Linked DNA regions of Homo sapiens: region 1 is linked to region 2. A link is a loop called in an ENCODE intact Hi-C map of the cell type or tissue named here. Cell type or tissue: natural killer cell. All regions are shown on one strand. Each heading gives the region's core, and the rest is flanking DNA. Links, peaks and the distances in the headings are about the cores only. Region 1 has its middle 43 kb from the start of MEX3C. Region 2 has its middle 15 kb from the start of MEX3C.

Region 1 (11,336 bases), core at 2,321-10,320, 58 kb after region 2:
AGGCACGTGGCCTGCACCAGGCCTTCCTCACACCCACCAGGATGTGGACTCAGCCTCCCGGGACGTGCCCCATAGAGGATGATGGTGGCATGTGGGGCCAGAGGAACAGGGTGGGCTGCACCCCCCATAGCTCACAGCTTCCTTCTCATAGGTCTCCTCCGTGCTTTCTCACTGGCCACAGCTTCCTCCTTCTTCCTTTACGCAGCAGCCTCCCACTCCCCAGCTCCTGCTACCAGCTCCTCCATGCTTACATGCCCACAACCCGTGCTGAGCCCAGCAGACAAGAGCCTTCAGCTACCAAGACCCACCCTTCTTAGAAGGCAGGAAGAGAATTAGAAATAATAAGGTCTTTTTCTTGAGATTTGAAGTCAAAAGCTAGCTAGCGGCTGCATAGGGAATCCAGCTCAGCTCTCTCTGACATCAGAGCCTGAGGCTTCCAAGCCTGTGCCCTCGGCAGTGAGGCTGGTAGGTGGGATCACAAACCCCTCCTCCTCCCCGTCCCTGCCCTCTGCATCCCTGCTCGCCGCTCGCTAACACTGCTTCTAGTTTCTAGAGGCAGTTGCAGAGCCAAGTTTAAGGCTAAGGAGTCCAAAGGAGTCCGGCACTGAGGGTGAATTTCAGGCATGTGGCAGGCTGTGGGGAGAGATCATCAGTCTTCAGGTGACAGCCTTGTCTCCACCTGTGAGCAAGGTTGACAAGGGCAGAGGTAGCCTCACTGCCTTCAGCTTGTCTTCATTCAGGCTGTGGTCATTTCTATAGACTAGTGGTACCCAGACCATCAGCATGATCATCATCTAGGAACTTGTTAGAAATACGAATTTCTAACAGCAGAGCTATGGACAGTTTGCCTGGTCTGTTAGGGCCTCCGGCCTGGACTCACGCCACCATCATGTCCCACTACCTGCACACTCCTCCAAAACATGTCTCTGTCCATCAGGAACGTGGCCAATGACACCAGGTCTGCAGATAGACAGGATAAATTTGGTCATGATGGTCCTACAGGAAATGTTTATGTTCCACTTGATTTCCACACCCACCGTCCAAGAGGATTTGCTTGTGTTCAATTTGAGGATGTTTGTGATGCTGAAGATGCTTTGCATAATTTGGACAGGAAATAGATTTGTGGACATCAAGTTGAAATACAGTTTACACAGGGGGATCAGAAGACACCAAATCAGATGAAATCCAAGGAACAGAGGAATGTGTACAGCTCTTCACGCCATGATGGTTATGACAGATACAGAAGTTCTAGAAGCCAAAGTTATGAAAGGAGATCCAGAAGTCAGTCTTTTGATTACAATTATAGAAGATCTTACAGTCCTAGAAATCAACCAACTGGAAAACCACGGAGTAGCAGAAGCCATTCCGACAATGGTGGATTCAAACACCAAAATCCATCTTTTTCAAGATCTACATCTCATTCAAGGCAGCCCAAGGAAGAAGTGAAGGCTAAATCACATTCTAGGTCTGCATCTCACACCAGAACTAGAGGCACCTCTAAAACAGATTCCATGCTGGGTGCAGTGACTCACACCTTTAATCCCAGCAGTTTGAGAGGCTGAGGCTGGAAGATCACTTGAGCTCAGGAGTTTGAAACCAGCCTGGGCAATATGGCAAAATGCCATCTCTACAAAAAAAAAAAAAAAAAAAAAAAAAAAATTAGCCAGGCATGGTGGTGCATGCCTGTAGTCCCAGCTACTTGGGAGGCTGAGGTGGGAGGATTGCTTGAGACTGGGAGGTCAAGGCTGCAGTGAGCCTTGATTGTGCCACTACACTCCAGCCTGGGTGACAAAGCAAGACCCTGTCTCAAAAAGTAAGTAAAAATAAATAAATAAATAAGATTCCAAAGCATATTAAATAAGTCTGGCTCAAGATATGAAAAGGAATCAAAGAAAAAAAACTACTTATATCCAAATGTCAGTCAAGATCAAAGTCTAGTTCTAGATCAAAATCTACATCAAGGTATTGGACTGCTCCTAAATCCAATGGCCACTGATAATATAAACTATGGTTGTTTTTAGGCACATATCATTCATTTATTTATAGTTTGGTTTACTTAAATTATCAGGAATTGGCCAGGCATGGTGGCTCACCCTATAATCCTAGCACTTTGGGAGGCTGAGGTGGGCAGATCTCTTGAGCCCGGGAGTTTGGGACCAGCTTGGGCAACATGGTGAAACCCCTATCTCTACCAAAAATTAAAATATTAGCTGGGCATGGTGGTGTGCGCCTGTAGTACCAGATACTTGGGGCTGAAACAGGAGTATTGCTTGAGCCAAGGAGATCGAGGCTACAGTGAACCGAGATCACACCACTGCACTCCAGCCTGGGTGACAAAGTTAGACCCTGTCTCAAAAAAAAAAAAAAATCAGGAATACAATGTTGTAACAATACTTTAAAAACACTGTACCAGGCAATGGTAATAATTCAAATGATATGCTGTGGAGAAGCCACTTTTAAGAGTCAGTTTGTAACCCCGTCTCTACTAAACAAAATACAAAAATTAACCAGGTGTGGTGGCGGGCGCCTGTAGTCCCAGCTACTTGGGAGGCTGAGGCAGGAGAATGGCATGAACCCGGGTGGTGGAGCTTGCAGTGAGCCAAGATCGCAGCACCGCACTCCAGACTGGGAGACAGAGTGAGACTCCATCTCAAAAAAAAAAAAGAAGAGTCCAGTTTGTTTAATGTTATAGGTAACCACCAATTTGTGGTGTCCCTGTATATTTTTGTAAAGATTCTTTTTTTTGTGTTTGAAGTTTGTGGCAAAAAGATGTTGGTTGACCATAATTTGCAACATTTTTTTTTAAAAAAAAACAGGCTGTCTTGCTTTGTCACCCAGGCTAGAGTGCAGTGATGCAATCAAAGGTCATTGCAACCTCTAATTCTTGGGCTCAAGTGATCCTCCCACCACAACATCTCAAGTAGTTTGACTACAGGTGCACGCCACCATTCTTGGCTCATTTTAAAATTTTTTGTAGAGATGGGGTCTCGCCATGTTGTCCAGGCTGGTCTCAAAATCCTGGGCTCAAGCAAATCACCTGCTATGGCTTTCCAAAGTGTTGGGATTGCAGGTGTGAGCCACTGTGCCCGGCCTCACATTGTCTTATTAAAAATAAACTTTCATATTCATATTTGGTAGAACTGTTAACTTAGAAATGTAGCTTGCTAATAAGATAGAATGATACAAAAGTGAAGTTGTAACCACAGTAAAGCACTACTGCTCAGACACATTTAGGTTCAGGCTGGGCCTGGTTGTCCTGACAAGATGTCTAGGCCTGTGATAATCATTTGTCTATCATGCAATGGGGAATAGTTCTTTTGTTAACCCCACTGTTTTAGGGAATGATGCCAGCTGGATTATGCAGTATTTTCAGGGAGATTGAGTTTTGACTGAAACGTGGAGTCTTCACTAGTTCTTTTGGTTTCTATGAAGATTTGGACATAGAAAACATGAGAAAAACTTACCTTAAAATTTGAGCAGGTCAGTGATGGCAGAAATAATTTTAAGGGGAACAGAATGTCCCTATGCAATTATTCTAAGATTTAAGGAGCACTGGTGACCATAGTATTTCTTTGTTTTCATACTGCTGTTAGAAGCAAGTAAATTGTTTCAAAGTAGGTTTTGCACGTGCATATGTAAAAGTACTGAATTTTAGGCTGGGTGCAGTGGCTCACAGCTGTAATCCCAGCACTTTGGGAGGCCAAGGAAGGCGGATCACCTGAGGTCAGGAGTTCAAGACCAGCGTGGCCAACATGGTGAAACCCCGTCTCTACTAAAAATACGAAAATTAGCCAGACGTGGTGGCACATGCCTGTAATCCCAGCTACTTGGGAGACTGAGGCAGAAGAATCACTTGAACTCGGAAGGCGGAGGTTGCAGTGAGCCGAGATCACGCCATTGCACTCCAGCCTGGGTGACAGAGTGAGACTTCATCTCAAAAAAGTAAAAAATAAAAGTACTAAATTTTGATGCTTGCAGTACATGGCGTGTGCGTTTGTAGACAAATTTGCCTACCTCTTTATGAGGGAGGCTTGCTCTTCACGCCTCAGTTTATTTAATGTGAGCTAAGATGAAAGACAGCACTTCATTCTAGATGATTCTGTTGTTCCATGAAATTCAAAGTAATTTTGGAAAAAGAATTAGTCAACTTTCAGCAAGTCACATCTCTGAGTTTTTGGTTATCAATGTAATGCCTGACTAAAAATGGAGTAATACGCTTCATTTATTATACCCTTCATTCAATATATCATTTATAATTTAAAGCATTTCTCTGAAAGATTGTTTTGGGGGCAAAAGTGACTTGACATGTCCAATCTCATTTCAGAATAGAAAGCTAGCATCTTTTAAAATCTGACATGCTTGCTTACATATTTAAGTACGAATTATCTTAGGGAAACAATTCCTTTGAAAGGATTACTTTTTTCCATTTTGGTTTTAGTAATCTAGGTTTTGCCTGTAAAGAACAAAAACATGGCTTTTAAATATTGTTTGTGGAATGTGTTTATAAAGGATTGATTCTAGAACCTTTGTATATTTGATAGTGTTTCTAACTTTCATTTCTTTACCATTTGCAGTTAATGTCCAAGTTCTGCTATGCATCATTTACGTGCACGTTTCTATAATTTTTTAAGATTGTCCTGGATGTCTGGTTAAACAACAAAAAGTCTATTTAAAACTGTAGCAATAGTTTGAACTTGTAGCAAAGAGGAAAATTGTGGGGTTAAACTTCGTATTTTCTTTCTTATAGAAGCTTCTAAAAAGGTACTTTTATGTATTCTTTTTAGGAAATATTGTGTACAGCTTTTAAAACATCAATGTTTGGATCAAAACAAGACCCAGCTTATTTTCTGCTTGCTGTAAAATAAGCAAACGTGCTATAATGAAAACAAAATGAAGGAAATAATGGTTAACTGGAAAGAAAGAAAAAAAAAAAAAAGAAAGGCAAATTCTCTGTTCCATTCCAGGCCCAATGGATCAGAAACTTTGTGGGTGGGCCTGAGATCCACTTGGCTGGATCAGGGGTCCCTGAGTTTTTGTATTGCCTGCCCTGACCACAGGACAAAAAGTTGTTCATGTACCCAAACATTCTGATTATTTAATTTTATAAATTACTTCTGCATACTTCCGTGTGACATTGCACTATCATGCTATTATTTTTTAACATCCAAAAAAGAAGAGTAAAAAGGATGAGATAAAGGTGAAATTAAAAATATTTTAAATGTCTTATTACCCTCTCTTGGCACAATACGCACTTCAGACAACATCCAACCAGAATGATTATGGATGTAAAGCCGTATTTCAAATAGTCTTCTGGATGATTGCAATTTCAGCCAACTCTTCAAGGTCTGAGGAAAGTGCTGCTGTTTTCATTTCATAACGTGGCTGGGGGCAGAGGAGGGAGGGTCAGCTCTGCCATGTGGGGGCTGCGTGGTATGATTTCATATTAGTGTTATCTTCAGTCCAAGATTTCTTTTCAACATTGTTTTAAAGCCACTTATCCTTTTTGGGAGCCTTAGTTGACTTAAAAATAGATAATAGAATATCTAAATTCCCTTTGGTGGGCACTATGTAAGTTGCAATTTGATGAAATCCCCGCTCTTCCTCCCACAAAGTACTCCTCCTACACAGCCGTCTAAGGCACGTGAGTCCCTCAACGTTCAAAATTACTAACATTGCACAGCTTTTTCTTTCATGTTGGAAGCAAAATGTTAATCTGAGTAGATGCACTATTATTTTTCTTTCCTTAAGCCCTCTGGGATGTATGTACTCCACTTTGGAGACCCCTGCTCCAGACTGAACACATCACCCCTCCACTTCCCTTGAAAGCCCTGTGGAGTCCCTCAAGAGATTTCATCAATCCAGAGGCTCAGCCAACAGCTGCACAGTTTGCCTAAGGAAGGCTCAGTCCAGGGGGCTCGCAGGAGACCACATATCCCCCTTTCCTCCGTGACTAGTCCACCCTGAGTTTCTGTTACCACTCAAGAGGCTCAGACACAGGAGTGTGGAGTCTCGCCCGCAGCCAGCATGGCAGGGGCAGCTGCTAGACAGCCCCAGGCAGGCGGCACTGGGCCCTGACCCCACATGCCAGGCCCTATCCAGCGGCTACCACAGGCAGTGGGCCAAGGGGCTTTCCCTGTGGGCAGCCCCAGCTGGCGGGCGAAGGCTGGGGGAATACGAGGTAGGGGCAGCTGCGACACCAGCTTCTTGTGGCATTTCTGAAATCTCATTTCCTGCCATAATTCTGAAGCAGGTGTTTCTGTTTTTTAGAGCGTCTTCAGTTGCTATTCTGGTCGTGTGAGTCGCTAGTTTTTTCCAAAGACTGAACTGCTATTTTTTCCTCTGGTGGAGGCATGGTGAGCAGCTGGTCCCCCCACCAGGATCAGTTGGGTAGCAGGCCAGCCCCCCTCGGCCAGCCCTGGCCTGGGGGCATGGGGACCCTTCACAGACTGAGTTGAGGAGCCACAGGGGAGCAGGGAGTACCGTCCGCTGAGCGGCCACCCAGCACTTTGTGTTTCAGTTCGCACTGAGCATGTAGTGTGCACCTGCCTTGCCCAGGAGAAGCAAAACAAAAACAAGCCAGGTCCCCAGCGCCTGTCTGGGGGACCTCAGCCCCACAGGGCATTGGGAGTGGCTGGAGTCAAACCCAGGCCTAGGGAGAGGCAGGTAAAGAGCTTCTTAAGTGAAATACCAGGGTCTCAAATCCAAGAATTTTAGATCTGGAGTTTCCAAACACCCTGAGACTCATACCAGACACATTCAGTAGGTCCTCTCTACAAGACTTTTAGTTTTCATTTGAATTAAAGTCTTAAAAATTAATGTAAACACATCTGACATCAGATGATCATCTCACAACTCTCACAACTAAGTATGTCTAGAGATCTCAGAGCCAAATAGTAGTAATTTTATAGGACGGAGCAGAGGATTTCATTTGTAAACGCCACAATAGTGTTCTGTATAGTGAAATGTTGCAATTTTTCCAATAGAGGCAAGATTTGGAAGAGCCCCATCATCAGACCACACAGCCTGGGTATCACTGAGTGCAGCATTCATGGTGTTTGAGTTCAGAAAAACAACATAGCAAGTCACATTAATGTGCTAACAAGTTCGGGTGGTTTTTCAGGAACTTTTGGTGTTTTCTTTGTACACTGATTTTGGTTTTAGAATTACTTAAGAGCCATTAAAATATATAGAAGTTAAATAATTTTATGGCTGGGTGCGGTGGCTCACACCTGTAATCCCAGCACTTTGGGAGGCCAAGGCGGGCGGATCACGAGGTCAGGAAATCGAGACCATCCTGGCTAATACGGTGAAACACCGTCTCTACTAAAAATATAAACAATTAGCCAGGCATTGGGGTGCATGCCTGTAATCCCAGCTACTGGGGAGGCTGAGGCAGGAGAATGGCGTGAACCCAGGAGGCGCAGTTTGCGGTGAGCCGAGATCGCGCCACTGCACTCCAGCCTGGGCGACAAAGCAAGACACCTTCTCAAAAAATAAAAATAAAAAATTATGTTCGTACTTATTTAAGTAATATGATAAACAAAATAATTTCAGTCATCCCTAGGGAATCATACGATTTCTGGTTTCCTTTGTGTAACAGAGGTTTGTACCTGACTCCGATGTAAAAACCATTACTCTCATGTTTGAATCAGATAGCTAGAATTATCTACAACAAAGGCTCATGCTGGAAGAATTAAAGCGAGGTCTTTCAGGGCTTAGGACTAGCAAAGATAGGGGGCCCTAGGGAAGCCTGTTGTCCCTAGCGTGTTTACTGGGAGCTGAGGTTAAGCAGACGCGGAAGAGGTAAAAAAAAAAAAAATAAAAAATAAGAGGCGAGGCTAACATCTAGGGAAGAAACAGCAAGCCTGTCTGCGGGGGCCACCAGAGGGCATGTTCACTACCAGCAACACACACACGCGCGCACACACACACCCACACACGCCCACACAGCCCCGGAGGCCACGGGAGACAGGTGAGGCCATCGCCCTGGGAGTGACAAAGTGACTCCTCACCTGCTCCACTGCCTTGGGGGCAGGGGAGTGTATGACACTTCAAGCGCTCACTGACTGTTCCTTGCCAGTGGATTGGGGGGTCCCAGTGATTAGGTCTGGGCTGTCATGGTCAGGAGGGCCACAGCTTTCCTCAGGTTGTTCCTCAGACATCTCAGAAACCACACTGACCACAGGAGCAAAACAAGAAGCACAGCTGTGCAAGAGGTATACAGCCAGAAGTGGCCAAATTTATGCCAGCCAATAAAGAAGCCCATAATGCGGCAAGGCTCTAGTCCTGCCACCCGCGGTGTGGGGACACGACGAAGGAGCAAGTCCAATCAACAGTCCTCCGCGTCCCTCCAGCAGTTGAGTCAGGAAGTCAGGTGCCAGGTCCTCTCGGGACAGAAACTCCAGAGATCTGGGTTTTCTGCCCTCTGAGACTGGACCTGCGAGAATCTTCTTATTTGGAAGGAGGTGGTTGGTAAAGGAAGACAAAATAAGGCTGGAAACAGACCCAGACACATTTAGAAACAAACGGAGCAAATGAAGCACTGGGGAGAGTCACTTTCTGAAAGCCAGACACCTCAGGACCATGTGGGTGGGGTGTTTCCAGGGAGGACGGAAACTTTCACCATCACCTTCCTGTCAACTGAGTGTCTGACCCCACCCCAAGTGTACTTGTGTGCTAGGACCGCCGTAATAAAATACCACACTGGGCAGTGTCAACAACAGACATTCATTTTCTCACAGTTCTAGAGGCTGGAAGTCCAAAATGGAGGTGTTGCAGGGCTGGTTTCTCTTGCTGCTCCTCTCCTCAGCTCGCAGCTGGCCGCCTTCTGCAGTGCCTTCACATGGTGCCCACCTTCTGCAGTGCCCAGCTTCTGCAGTGCCTGCCTTCTGCAGTGCCCACCTTCTCCAGTGCCCGCCTTCTGCAGTGCCTGCCTTCTCCAGTGCCTGCCTTCTCCAGTGCCTGCCATCAGCAGTGCTCACCTTCTGCAGTGCCTTCACATGGGCTTTGCTCTGTGACCGTGCATACGTGGCATCTCCTCCTCCTCTTATTGTAAGGACACTGTGCCACCATAGGAGGGGGGCCAGACCTTTATGACCTCACTTAACCTTAATTACCTCTTTAAAGGTCTGATTTCCAGGCCAGGCAATACCAGCACTTTGGGAGGCAGAGATGGGTTGATCAACTGAGGTCAGGGGTTTGGGACCAGCCTGGCCAACATGGCAAAAACCCGTCTCTACTAAAAATATAAAAATTAGCCAGCCATGGTGGCAGGCACCTATAATCCCAGCTACTGGGGAGGCTGAGGCAGGAGAATCAATTGAACATGGGAGGCGAAGGTTGCAGTGAGCCAAGAGCACACCACTGCATGCTAGCCTGGGCGACACAGTAAGACTGTGTCTCAAAATAAATAAATAAATAAATAAAGGTCTGATTTCCAAATACGGTTACATGCTGAGGTATTGGGGGTTAGGATTTCAATATAGGAATTTTGCGGGGAGACAATTCAGTCCATAACAACGATAAAATCGCATTGTGCAAGGTGTGGAGGTCCTGGGCTGGAGCTCTGTCCTTACTGAGCCCCTACCTGCAGTGGCAGCTTCATTCACCTTCATGAGAAGATGAAGCAGTAGCTCCAGGAGTGGCCCATCTCTCACCCTTCCTCAGCCCCTGGCAAGGATGAGGTAACACCGACCTTTGGCCCAGACTCCTGTCTTTGAACTACAGGGCACTGAACCCACACCGAGAGCTCACTGTGTCTATCATGGTGAAGGTGGAACAGAGACTATTTTCTAGGTAGACCTCCACGGCACTGGGCCCTGGGCACAGATCCAAAATCTCAGCACAGCATGGGCTGCCTCAGGTGCCCTTTTGGATGAAGAGACACCATTACTGGGACAGCTAAGCAATACATAGAGCTCCCAGGCCTGGCTAGAACACACCTCTGACTCCAGATGCAACATCACATGCTGGGCCATGAGTCACCTCTCTCAGACACTGCAGATTCCGAGGAGCTATGGGACTTAGACTGCTTTGCTGGCAGCTATACTCTATGCCTGCTCAATGGGTCTTCATCAAGTATAGTTAGTAGTATCGAGCTTCTACTTCCGCTAATGTCAGAATAGGTAAACCAGAACAATTGTCCCACCAAGAACAACTAGAAAAGCTGGACTAATATGAAAATTATTGAAGGCATCAAAGAGCCCAGATGAGAGTGAAAAATTACTGAGCCAAGATCTCTGGAGAGCAGAAACTCAAGCAGATAAGGCAGGTTTCTGGGGCCTAGATGCATTTACTGATTGTACAGACAGCTGATAAGACTGAGCATGGCTTTTGAAAGCTTCATAGGCTGCTGGGCGTGGCTGTGCAACAGCAGTAGCATATAAATCAGAAGTGGAGTGGATGGAATTAATGTCTTTCTGAGGCACTCATATTGTCTGAGAAGAGGTAAAGGTACTAATTCCTTCTGGAATTTGATAACTCAAGTATGTTGCAATATCTGTTTGACCAACAAAGATCTTATTTTTAAAAATATGTAACTACTGGCTGGGCGCGGTGGCACATGCCTGTAATCTCAGCACTTTGGGAGGCCGAGGCAGGTGGATCACCTGAGGTCAGGAGTTAAAGACCAGGCTGACCAACGTGGAAAAACACCGTCTCTTCTAAAATTACAAAATTAGATAGGCATGGTGGTGCATGCCTGTAATCCCAGCTACTTGGGAGGCTGAGGCAGGAGAATTGCTTGAACCCGGGAGGCAGAGGTGGCAGTGAGCCAAGATCATGCCATTGCACTCCAGCCTGGGCAACAAGACCGAAACTCCATCTCAAAAAAAAAAAAAAAAAGTAACTATCAAGTTAAGAGATGAGAAAATTGAATAATTTTTTAAAAGACAACAAAGAAAAGAGAACATAGACTAACTGGGGCAAAGAGAGAGTAAATAATAACATTTACACTCAAGTGAATCAGTAATTACATTAAATATAAATGGGCTAAATGCTCTAATTAAAATATAAAAATTGTCTGGCTTAATTAAAAAAAACAAAACCCAATTATAAGGTGCTTGCAGGAAGCATGCTTAAGAAACACAGAATGGTAAAATTAAAGTATGAAAAAAGATACAGCAATCAAAAACCTAAAGAAAGTTGGGGTAGCAATATTAATATCAGAAAAAAATAGATTTAAAAGCAAGAAACATTACTAGAGGTAAAGAGGTCTTTTATAATAATGATAGCTTTAATTTACCAGAAAGAGCTAGCAAATCTATATTTGCATGTATATAACAGCATTGACTCAAAAATGTAGAAAGTAACTAGAACTAAAAGAAAAAATAGACAAA
Region 2 (11,336 bases), core at 2,314-10,313:
GTCTTGGGCTTGGAGTGGGCGTCCTGTGAGCGAAGCCACTCAAAGGGGCCCACACACCTATCAGAGTCCATAGCAGAGAAACATTCTAGACCTATGCCCCTGGGGCTCCCTCTACACAAAGATGATTTATGGTCAATTGTTTGGAACTCAGAGCCATTTTCCTCCCTAAACAAACTAAAGAGTGGTGGGTAGGTGCTCAGGAGAACTCACAAAACTCTATTTGACCAACAGACCTCATCTGGAGTTCTACACATATGATAGAACCTACCTAACAATATCCTGCGGTTCTATGGTTGCCATGGGGAAGTGAGTTCTAAGTTCCAGCCAGGATCACAACTCTGCCACTGCCATCAGCAGGAACAACCCAGCTTTCACCTTCCACTGCTTGCCATCCCAAAGGTAGGGAATTGCCTGAAGCCTAGAGAGTGTTTGTTTGTTTGTTTGTTTGTTTGTTTGTTTTTTAACGGACAGGGGCAGCCACTTTGAGGGCTGAGGTAAGAGGATCACTTGAGCCCAAGAAGTAGAGGCTGCAGTGAGCTGTGATCACACCACTGTACTCTAGTCTGGACTACAGAGTGAAACCCTGTCAAAAATGAAATGAGGCTGGGTGCAATGGTTCATTCACACCTGTAATCCCAGCACTTTGGGAGGCCCAGGCAGGTAGAGCATCTGAGGTCAGGAGTTCGACACCACCCTGGCCAAGATGGTGAAATCCCATCTCTACTAAAAATACAAAAATAAGCAGGGTGTGGTGGCATGCACATGTAATCCTAGCTACTGGGGAGGCTGAGACAGGAGAATCACTTGAACCGGGGAGGCAGAGGCTGCAGTGAACCAAGATCGTGCCACCGCACTCCAGCCTGGGAAAGACAGAGAAAGATTCTGTCTCAAAAAAACCACAAAAGAACAAAAATGAAATTAAAAGGGATGAGGGAAACAGAAAGATGTGACTCTGGGAGATGAAGCAGGCTGTACAGGCAGGGGAGTTCAGAAGGGCTGCCTCAGGGTTTTGGGCTCCTCCAGAGACTCAGGCTGCTCCCCTGTGTGTCAACTCAGAAGACAGGCCTTGATGGCATGTTCAGCCCGGATAGGACTCCCATCACAGAGTCTACACTACTGCACTGATGCTGCAGAGAGCAATGGATTTGGGGGTTCTAATGGAAGAGAAGGTGGGAACTAAGAAAAGTCTGTCAGGTTTCTGGGTGAGGTCAAATAAGGAATTTTTAAAAAACGATTAACAACTAAAGCTAGATCAGTATTTGATCAGTATTGTACTTAATGAGGTCAAATCCAATTTAATACACTATTATTATGGAATTCTGAATACAAATATTGAATGTTTGTCAATCCTATTAGATAGGGCCCTTTTGTAGATTTGAGAGACCCCTCGGCCTTTGTCTATGTCTAATCTGTCTCTCTTATTTGCACTTTAATTAATACTTGGCTTGTGTAGAGTCAGATAAACTTACTTATAAGTTAAGAAAGCTAAATGTAAAGAAAACAAGTATTAACCTCTATTATATTTCCCTGGATCTGTTCAGAAAGGTAAAAAATATATATATATATATATATTTTTTTTTTTTTTTCTAGATGGTGGAGTAGGAGGAGGTGTGAAAAAGTTTTCTATATTTTTAATAACCTTTGTTCAGAGACCCAAAAAGTAATTTTTTAAATGGCAGTAATAATATGAAAATGTTTCTTTTCATTGCAAATATGAATGGATTTAAACGACTTTTATCTAAGTCTACTGTCTTATTCTGCTCTCATCTAAGTCTATACTCTCATTTTATTTAAGATATTATGGTGTCAAATTACTTTCACCTGACCACGTACCTGAAGTGGAAAAAAGGGAAATGATGATTTAGAAAGTTTACCAGATTCAGGAAAGGAACTGAAGGGCTATTTTAAATTCCACAATCCTGGTAGCTTTGGTGTTCTGTATTAACAGATTAAATAGTTCCATGAGAATTATTTAGATGCAATCAATTCAATGGTATTTTCTGAAACTATTATGTGCTAAACAATGCATTGTAGTGTGTCACACGAGGATCTACACACAAAAGCACACAGCATGGTACCTTCATTGATGGAACTTATAATTATTTACATATGTGAAAAGCCAGAGAACTCTGTTTAACATGTAACCAACTACTAAACCCAGTGCCTATTGCTTTCTTAAATAAGAGAAGATGAGGGACCCAAGGTAGCTCCAGCAAACAAGTTACAATTTAAATAGACTGACAAATCCTTTGAATGTTGGAAATTAACAAGAGCCCAAGTAAGGTTAAGCTTGGCCTTTTATAAGAAAGTATGGGCCAGGCTGGGTGGCTCACTCCTGTAATTCCAGCACATAGGGAGGCCGAGGTTAGCGGATCACCTGAGGTCGGGAGTTCGAGACCAGCCTGGCCAACACAATGAAACCCCGTCTCCACTAGAAATACAAAAATTAGCCAGGTGTGGTGGCACGTGCCTGTAGTCCCAGCTATTCAGGAGGCTGAGGTAGGAGAATTGTTTGAACCCGGGAGGCAGAGGTTGCAGTGAGCCAAGATTGTGCCACTGTACTCCAGCCTGGGCAACAGAGTGAGACTCCATCTCAAAAAAAAAGAGAGAGAGAGTATGAAGAAACTGGGCTGGGCACAGTGGCTCATGCCTGTAATCCCAGCACTTTGGAAGGCTGGGCAGGCAAATTGCTTGAGCCTAGGAGTTTGAGACCAGCTTAGGCAACATGGCAAAACCTTGTCTCTACGAAAAATAAAAAAATTTAGCTGGGCGTGGTGGTACATGCCTGTGGTCCCAGCTACTGGGGAGGCTGACGTGGGAGAATCACCTGAGCCCGAGGGGAAGGCTGCAGTGAGCCATGATCACACCCACTGCACTCCAGCCTGGACGACAGAGTGAGATCCTGTCTCAAAAAAAAAGAAAAGGAAAGGAAAAAAACTGGCCTGAAGTGGGAAAGTTACTTTGGAACACATGGGAAGAGATAAGAGAGAGGAGAACGTGTTTTGAGAAGATGAGCTTGTCAGTGGTGTGGAGGTGCATAAGAGGAAAATATATCAATTATGAGGTCACTGCAGTCTTCTAAGGGGAATGTGGCCAGAGTTAGCACTAGTGTGGACGTATGAAAATGAAAAGGGAGAAAGACAAAAGGTATTTCAGCAGAAATACAGACACAACGTGTGCATCATTAGAGTAGGAGACAATTCTTGTTCCTTTTAAAATTTTCATCTTGGTTCTTTCCTTTTGTCTGGATCCATTTCCTCTATGTCTTTTATTTTTTTGTCTTGTTTTTTGTTGGTGGTGATTGGGTTTAAATTTTTTTTAATTTTTTTAATTTGTGTTTTAAATTATACAAGCATACATGTTAGTTTTGGAAATTTTGAAAAATATACAGGAAAAGTATAAAGACATTAAAAAACACCTGTACTCCCACCACTCAGATGATTTCAGATAACATTTTTTTCCAATCTTGATGGATGCATTTAGGAGTGATTATTAAACAAGATGGGCTGGGTGGAGTCCATAGATGAAGCAGCTTGATGGCTTCCTTCCCACCATGGCCTTGGAGCATACTTCATCAGTTCCCCATTCTCTGCCCTGAGCCACGGTTCAGGAAGATCCCATAGCTTTCCTGTCATTTTCAGGTATTGGCACTGAGTCACGTGCCGGCATTAAAAGTCCATATCTAAGTCAAATCAATACTTCCGCCTCCCTGAGCTCAGGATCTGCAGTTTAGGGGCTTGGAGTGGAACAGGTCATGGTCTGCTTTGTCATTCTTGTCACCCCATCCTATTCACACTGTGAGAAAATCCATATACCCTTACTCCAAGGGTGGAAGTGAGGCTTGTGCCTACTGGTGCTCGCTCTCTCTTTGCCCTGACTTTGTGGACTACTCTAGCCAACTTCCCACTTTCGGATATTGCCACAGCTGTCTCAGGCACCAGGGTCTATGCCACAAAGCACTCTCTACCCCCATAAATTCACTTCAATTGTCCTTTCTGAGAAATCTCTTATATAGGCTGCTGCTGGTGATAACGGTGAGCACTAGGCTTTTCTTTTTTAAATTTACAGTAAATATTGTGAAGCTCTGTCTAACCCCTTTTTTGAGAATATGAGGATATTTGTTATCAATTACTCTTAGCTTTGGGCTTTGGCCAAAAGTTCAAGACGATAGAAAAAGTCCATTTCACATCCTAATACATATACACACACACATACACACAAAATAATAATACTTAGGCCATGCACAGTGGCTCATGCCCGTAATCTCAACGCTTTGGGAGGTCAAGATGGGAGGACTGCTTGAAGCCAGGAGTTCAAGGCCAGCCTGGCCAACATAGTGAGACCCCATTTCTTTTTCTAGGAAAAAAAAGAAATAATAATAATAATTGAGACCACATCACATCATTTGCATCATACTTATTTTCCACTAGCATTATAGAGTGAGCATTTCCTGTGTCACAAAACTATATTCCAAAAACATGAATTTTTTCTTTTTTTTTTTGTTAATAACTGCATCGTATAATGGCAGTAATACAATTATAGGATTAAGAGACCACAGGAGAAAAGGCAGGTGATGTTTCTGGAAGATAGATATGGAGTACAAAAAGGGAGTGGAAGAGTCATGTGACAATCATTGTAAAAATACAGTACAAGGCCGGGTGCGGTGGCTCACACCTGTAATCCCAACACTTTGGGAGGCCGAGGCTGGTGGATCACCTGACGTCGGGAGTTCAAGACCAGCCTGACCAGCATGGAGAAACCCTATCTCTACTAAAAACACAAAATTAGCCAGGTATGGTGGCTCATGCCTGTAATCCCAGCTATTCGGGAGGCTGAGGCAGGAGAATCACTTGAACCCGGGAGGCGGAGGTTGCAGTGAACTGAGATTGCACCACTACACTCCAGCCTGGGCAACAAGTGTGAAACTCAGTTTCAAAAAAAAAAAATACAGTACAAAAACATGATTTTTTTTAAACATGATGTTTATTGGCTTATAATTTTTCATCATATGACTGTTCATTTCTCATTATCTATTCAGCCATCACCCAATTACACATTTATAATTTTGCTAACATAAATGTCATTGCAATAAATATCCTTGTATGCAAATCTTTGTGCACATCTTTGTTTATATTCTTAGGATAATCCTAGAAATAGAATGTTTCAATCAAAGGTTATGGACATTTTTAAGGCTCTTAATACCACAAGAAAACCCCTCAAGAAAAGTGGAATAACCACTCAGTGTGTGGAAGAACACACACATTGTACCCAAATATTATTACCAGATTTTTTACATTTACAATTCGATTAGTGAAGTATCATACTTTCCTGTCATGGTTTATATTTCTTTGTTATTGAGGCAGACTCTTATTTACTCTGTATTTTTTCTTCGGCAAATGGTCTGTTCATGACCTCTGCTTATTTTTCTCTTGGAATCTTAATGTTTTCTTATTGATTTAGAAACTCTGTCCATGTAATAAGAATAGTTATCCTTTTTATCATATTGTATTTGTTGCAAATGTTTCCCAATTTGTTCAACTTGATTTTGCAGTAATCAGGGCAACTCTGTGGGCCTTAGGTAATAAAATTATCATCAACTTTTACCAAGCTTCTAAATCTTTCTGTTTCTCCTTTAATCTCTTGTGGTCTCCATTTGGCTTCATATGCTTCTGCCAGCAGCTTTCTCCAGATTGACAACCTTCTAGCTTCTATATCCAGGGAGGCCAAAAAGATTTAATGTCAGGTAGAAAAACTCAGAGCAGGCTGACCGGCCCAGCTTTATAACATGCTCACCTCCACACCAATCACTGGTGCCAAGAAAAGCAAGTGCTCTGATTTGCCAGATTAAGACATGTTGTTAAAGTGAGACGAGAGCCCCTAAACAAAGGAAAGAGCTGGATAAACTGGTCAGACAAAGCAAAACAAAACAGAAACAAACACAAATACTAACATAGGTCTTCATTAGTATTTCCTTCTACTAGTGTGATACTTCTTTCTTTAACCCAAAATTAATACATTTTTCTTCTGGATTTTTTTATTATTATTATTATTGAGACAGAGTCTCACTCCATCACCCAGGCTGGAGTGCAATGGCACGATCTCAGCTCAGTGCAACCTCCGCCTCCTGGGTTCAAGCAATTCTCCTGCCTCAGCTTCCCAAGTAGCTGGGATTACAGGCGTCTGCCACCACGCCCCAGCTAATTTTTTTTTTTAATTTTATTTTTAGTAGAGACAGGGTTTCACCATGTTGGCCAGCCTAGTCTCGAACTCCTGACTTCAGGTGATCCACCCGCCTCAGCCTCCCAAAGTGCTGGGATTACAGACATGAGCCACCGCACAGGGCCTGGATTCTATTTTTTACATCTAGCTTATCTTCTCCAAATCCCTTTGTGTCCTGTCCTCTAAGGTTCACTTTGTTTTCGCTTTGTTTGTTTGTTTGTTTGTTTGTTTGTTTGTTTTTTAAGAGGCAGGGTCTCTGTCACCCAAGGCTGGAGTGCAGTGGCACCATCATAGTTCATTTTAGGATCAAACTCCTGGGCTCAAGCAATCCTTCAGCCTCAGCCTCTTGAGTACCTAGGATTACAGGTGTGCACCACCATGCCCAGCTGGCTTCATCATTTCTGCTGGCTTGGTCATAGCCAGTACAGCCAGTTCCAGCCCCGGTTCTTCCTGGGTGGTCTAATGTTCCCTTCACCTCCAACACACACACACTCCCTTTCTTCAGTTCATTCTGCACACCATCACAAAATTAACAGTCCCCAAACCTCACATCTATCCCTTCAATGATGTCATTTTCCTCTTCACAAGCCCTTAGTGTGGCCTCCCTGCCCCACCCACTTACCACAGAGAGGAAGTGACCACTAATGTCATGACCACTCACTTGGCTAGATCACAATGAACTGTTATTTCACACAGCTTTCACAACTCTGCTCGCAGATATAATCTCCCTTGTACGGAAGGGAAACTGAAGTTCAAAGAAGTTAAATCATTAAGTAATGCATTGTTCATATGTAGCGAGGCTGGGACTTAACCGCTACTCTGCCTGAATCTTTACACAAGAAACCAACCCATCCACAGTAGATGGGCCTCCAAGCAGAGTCTAAACCCCTTAGCCTTTTCAAATTTCCAGGTTTTGCTTCCTCTTGTTGCCATATATCAATCCCTCATTGTAATCAGATGTGTCTACTCACCTCCCAATCCCACCCCTGAGGCTCCCAAGTCTGTGGGCTTCTCTTTTGCCTCTGTGTCTTTACTTGTGGTAATTCTCACCAAGAAACTGCCTTTCCCCCTCTTTTTTACCCATTTAGAGTCCACCTCCCCTAAATGTCTGCTTAATTTCACTACTTCCGTCAAGACTTTACTATCTTTTTTTTTTAATTATATCTTCTCAAAATGCCTACAATATGTTTCTCTGGCATCCACTGAATTATTAGATCCTTGCCTTCCATGCCCTCGTGCATTCTAACTTTCAACCATTCTGCCACCTAGATTATGAGTCTTTTGTGGTCTAGTGCATGACTTATATTTCCTTGTATTCCCCATATGTTTGGTACAATAACTTGTAAGAAGTTAGTCAATATTTGTTGATCCGTGTCTTTCTCCTCCAAGGGGCTGTATTACCAACAGGGTCTCACTCTGTCACCCAGGCTGGAGTGCAATGATGTGAACACAGTTCACCGCAGCCTCAACCTCTTGGGCTTCAGCAATCCTCCTGCCTCAGCCCCCCAAGTAGCTGGGACTACAGGCACACACCACCATGCCCAGCTAATTTTTTTTTATTTTTGGAAGAGGTGGGGTTTCACCATATTGCCTAGGCTGGTCTCAAACTCCTGGGCTCAGGCGATCTGCCCACCTTGGCCTCCCATCGTGCTGGGATTACAGGTGTGAGCCACCATACCATGCCAAGTCATAATAATTCTTGAAAAGCTTTTCCCCTTTGGCAAAATATTAATTTGATCTTAAGACTCAAATATTTGGACATTCCTATTACATTGGTAATTTTCAAGAGTCAAGATCATAACAGTTGTAAAATGCTGAGAGTATAGATAAATTATTGGGAAATTTACACTAGCAAATATTTAGTTTACCTCCTAATAAACCGCTAATAAACACGCATAGAGAATTTACTACCAAATACCACTATATGGAATGTTTTATTGATGTACCTTAATAGTAGTTCATAGCATCTAAAGAGACGCGAAATCAATTTTAGAGGACCTTAAACTTATTAAACATTACTATTTACTTTCTACCAGATTTTACAATGTTACTTTATATAATAAATAGAAGTTACAGGAAAACAAAATATGTTTGGGGAATATGGAAAATGATCTAAAGATTGTTTTATATTGGAGGTTAGAGTACCTGTTTTAACTAGCAAGGCTTTGAAAATTGCATGAAACTTAGGAGATGATAAATGTTTACAATTTGCATCCACATTGTTACTAACACAATAGCCTGTTAAATCCCTTGGCAGGAATATGAGCAGACTGCAGGCCATCCACATTATTCATCTAGGGGGAAAAAACATTATTCACAAATTTTAATTGCTCCTGTGACACCAACAGTCTGAAAATGAAACATAAAAATGTAGCCTTTGGGAAGTTTTACTGTGCAACGACTTTATGCAACCCTGACCAGAGGGATCGATGTCTCTATCACAATTACACAAAGACCTGAATAAAATAAGTTAATAGTTTCAACTCGGGTCCTAGTGAACCGTTGACATATTTTAAAATTCATTCTATCCACTGTAAACTCAACAAGTCCTACACCTGACCCAAAATAAATAAGTCACCACCTCCCCTAAGAACCAGTGCCCTGAGGGAGAGGTTTTAGCAGAGAGATTTACATTTAGGCTCTCCAGGTAAAGGGAACCAGCCGTTGCCTGCCTAGAGAATTAGGTTGACCTTCCACCTCTAAAGCTAAGACTTAGAGGGTTGCAAAGAAAAAGAGGAGGATTGGCAGGAGAGATGGTGAGAAACACCAAATCAGAGAAGTGACCTTTAGATTCAAGCTACAACAGAAGCCACCGACTGTCATGAAACCCTTGAAACCCTAGAAACATTTACCCCAGACTCACTCTACCTGCAGCCCTCCCCATTAAGAGCAACAGCATCTTCTGCTTGCACAGGCCAAAAACCTTGGAGTTTGCTGGCACTGTCTTCAAAAGTGTGTCCCAAATCCCACTGTTTCTTGTCACTCTGCTCCTCTTTGTGTCATCTACACTCAATTCTCAACATGTTTATATATAAGTATCACTTTTTTTTCCTTTTTGGTACCAATTCCTTGCTTAAAACTCAGCAATGCCTTCTCATTTCCCACAGAGTAAGGCTGAAATCCTTTAATTTTTTACTTTTTTTCTAACAGAGACAGGGTCTCACTCTGTGAGTGCAGTAGCTGGAGTGCAGTAGCACCACCTCAGCTCACTGCAGTGCTGGGCTCAAGCAATTCCTCCACCTCAGCCTCTCCCATACCTCCAACTATAGGTGTGCACCACCAGGCACAACTAATGAAGTCCTTTAAATGGCCTAAAAGTTCTGCATGCTCCACTCCTAATTTAGCCTTCACTCTAGATGTGTGGCTCTTCCTGGAACACTTTTTCCCCAAATACCCCCTTGGCTAACTCCTTAACCTGCAAATCTTTGCTCAGACATGACCCTCTCAATCAGGCCTACCCTGACCCACCATCGTGGGTCAGGATCCTGCCCAAGACCCCTGTAGTTGATATCCTCCTTACCATATTGCACTCTTGTTTATATATATACAGATGTGTGTGTGTGTGTATATATATATATATATGTGTGTGTGTATATATATATATATATGTGTGTATATATATATGTATATATATTTATTTTAAGATGGAGTCTCGCTCTGTTGCCCAGTCAGGTTGGAGTGCAGTGGCACAATCTCAGCTCACTGCAACCTCTCCTTCCCAGGTTTAAGTGATTCTCCTGCCTCAGCCTCCTGAGTAACTGGACCACAGGCACATGCCACCACACCCAGCTAATTTTTGTATTTTTAGTAGAGACAGGGTTTCGCTATGTTGGCCAGGCTGGTCTCAAACTCCTGACCTCAAGTGATTGCCTGCCTCAGCCTATATGACTGGTATTACAGGTATGAGCCACTGCTCCGGGCCTTTGTTTTTCATATAGCATTATCACCTTCTAACATGCTGTACAATTTATTTTGTTATATATTGTTGTTTAACTTTTGTGCCCCACCCCCCTTATAGAATGTGTAGGTTCTGCAGAAGAAGGGATCTTTTTTGTTGTTGTTCACGAATGTGTTCCAGATACTTAGAACAGTGCCTGGGACATAGTAGAGGCTATGTAATTATCTGTTAGATAAATAAATGAATTCATGTTTTATCTGTGAAGAAAATGAGGCACTAACAGGATAAGTGATTTTTAAGCTAAAAAGCAGCCAACTCCCCTTTACTGCATGTCCCCCACGGTCTCTGGAAGATGTATTCCATAGGTTAGGTTATAATGGCAAATTGACATTTTTGTCAGTGTTAGAATACAGTGGTAGAGAAGTTCAGTTCTACATCAATGAATCTTAGAAGTTAAGAAAACGATCATTTCACATTAACTCCTTTTTTTTCCTATCTTTCTTTCTTTCTTTTTCCCTTTTTTTTTTTTTTTTTTTGAGACAAGAGTCTTGCTCTGTGGCCCAGGCTGGAGTGCAGTGGCGTGATCTCGGCTCACTGCAAACTCCACCTCCTGGGTTCAAGCAATTCTCCTGTCTCAGCCTCCTGAGTAGCTGGGACCGCAGGCGTGCGCCACCATGTCCGGCTAATTTTTGTATTTTTAGTAGAGACAGGGTTTCAATATATTGGTCAGGCTGGTCTCAAACTCCTGACCTCAGGTGATCCACCCACCTCGGCCTCCCAAAGTGCTGGGATTACAGGCATGAGCCACTGGCACCCAGCCTTCCAGCCTTTTTTTCATTTTTCTTTTTTTCCTGACCATTAGATCATCAGGAATCATGTTATCTGAAACTATCGCAGAGTGGTGAGAGTACAGGCACTTTTTAATGTCTTCTTTATCTTTAGTAGAACTCTAGATTTCTTTTTTGGAAGCTTTTCAGTTATGAGTTTAATTTCCTTATCATTATAGGAATATTTAGGTTGTTTAATCTTGGTTGAATTTTGGTACTATATAGTTTTCAAAACGTTGGTCCATTTCTTCCAAGTTGTTGAATTTATGAACATAAAGTTGTTTGTGGTAGTCTCCTTTTATGCTTTTAATGGCTTCAGGATCTATAGTGGGATCCCATTTCATTGCCAATGTTGATAATTTGTGTCTTCTTTCTTATTTTTCTCAGTTTTG

The links. A loop is a pair of places that touch in the nucleus more often than their neighbours do. Peaks named below come from ENCODE experiments on the same cell type or tissue, not always from the same donor. Only the 100,000 strongest peaks of a DNase experiment are listed, where the experiment ranks them.
Region 1: it touches region 2 in a loop (5-fold over the local background); 2 of 110 quality-filtered maps call a loop at or near these places.

The regions. Positions count from the first base shown.
Region 1 is chr18:51,148,938-51,160,273 of GRCh38, reverse strand. It overlaps the pseudogene SRSF10P1. Among named protein-coding and RNA genes, the nearest start is that of MEX3C, 43 kb to the left of the region's middle. RefSeq lists enhancers at 5,939-6,068, 8,253-8,302, 8,313-8,472. In natural killer cell, for the core only: no CTCF peak of the experiment used is centred there; DNase peaks (open chromatin) are centred at 5,633, 6,153, 7,903 and 8,623; H3K4me3 peaks cover 2,015 bases; H3K27ac peaks cover 4,083 bases.
Region 2 is chr18:51,207,325-51,218,660 of GRCh38, reverse strand. No RefSeq gene overlaps it. Among named protein-coding and RNA genes, the nearest start is that of MEX3C, 15 kb to the right of the region's middle. RefSeq lists a silencer at 6,763-6,862. In natural killer cell, for the core only: no CTCF peak of the experiment used is centred there; a DNase peak (open chromatin) is centred at 6,890; H3K27ac peaks cover 2,159 bases.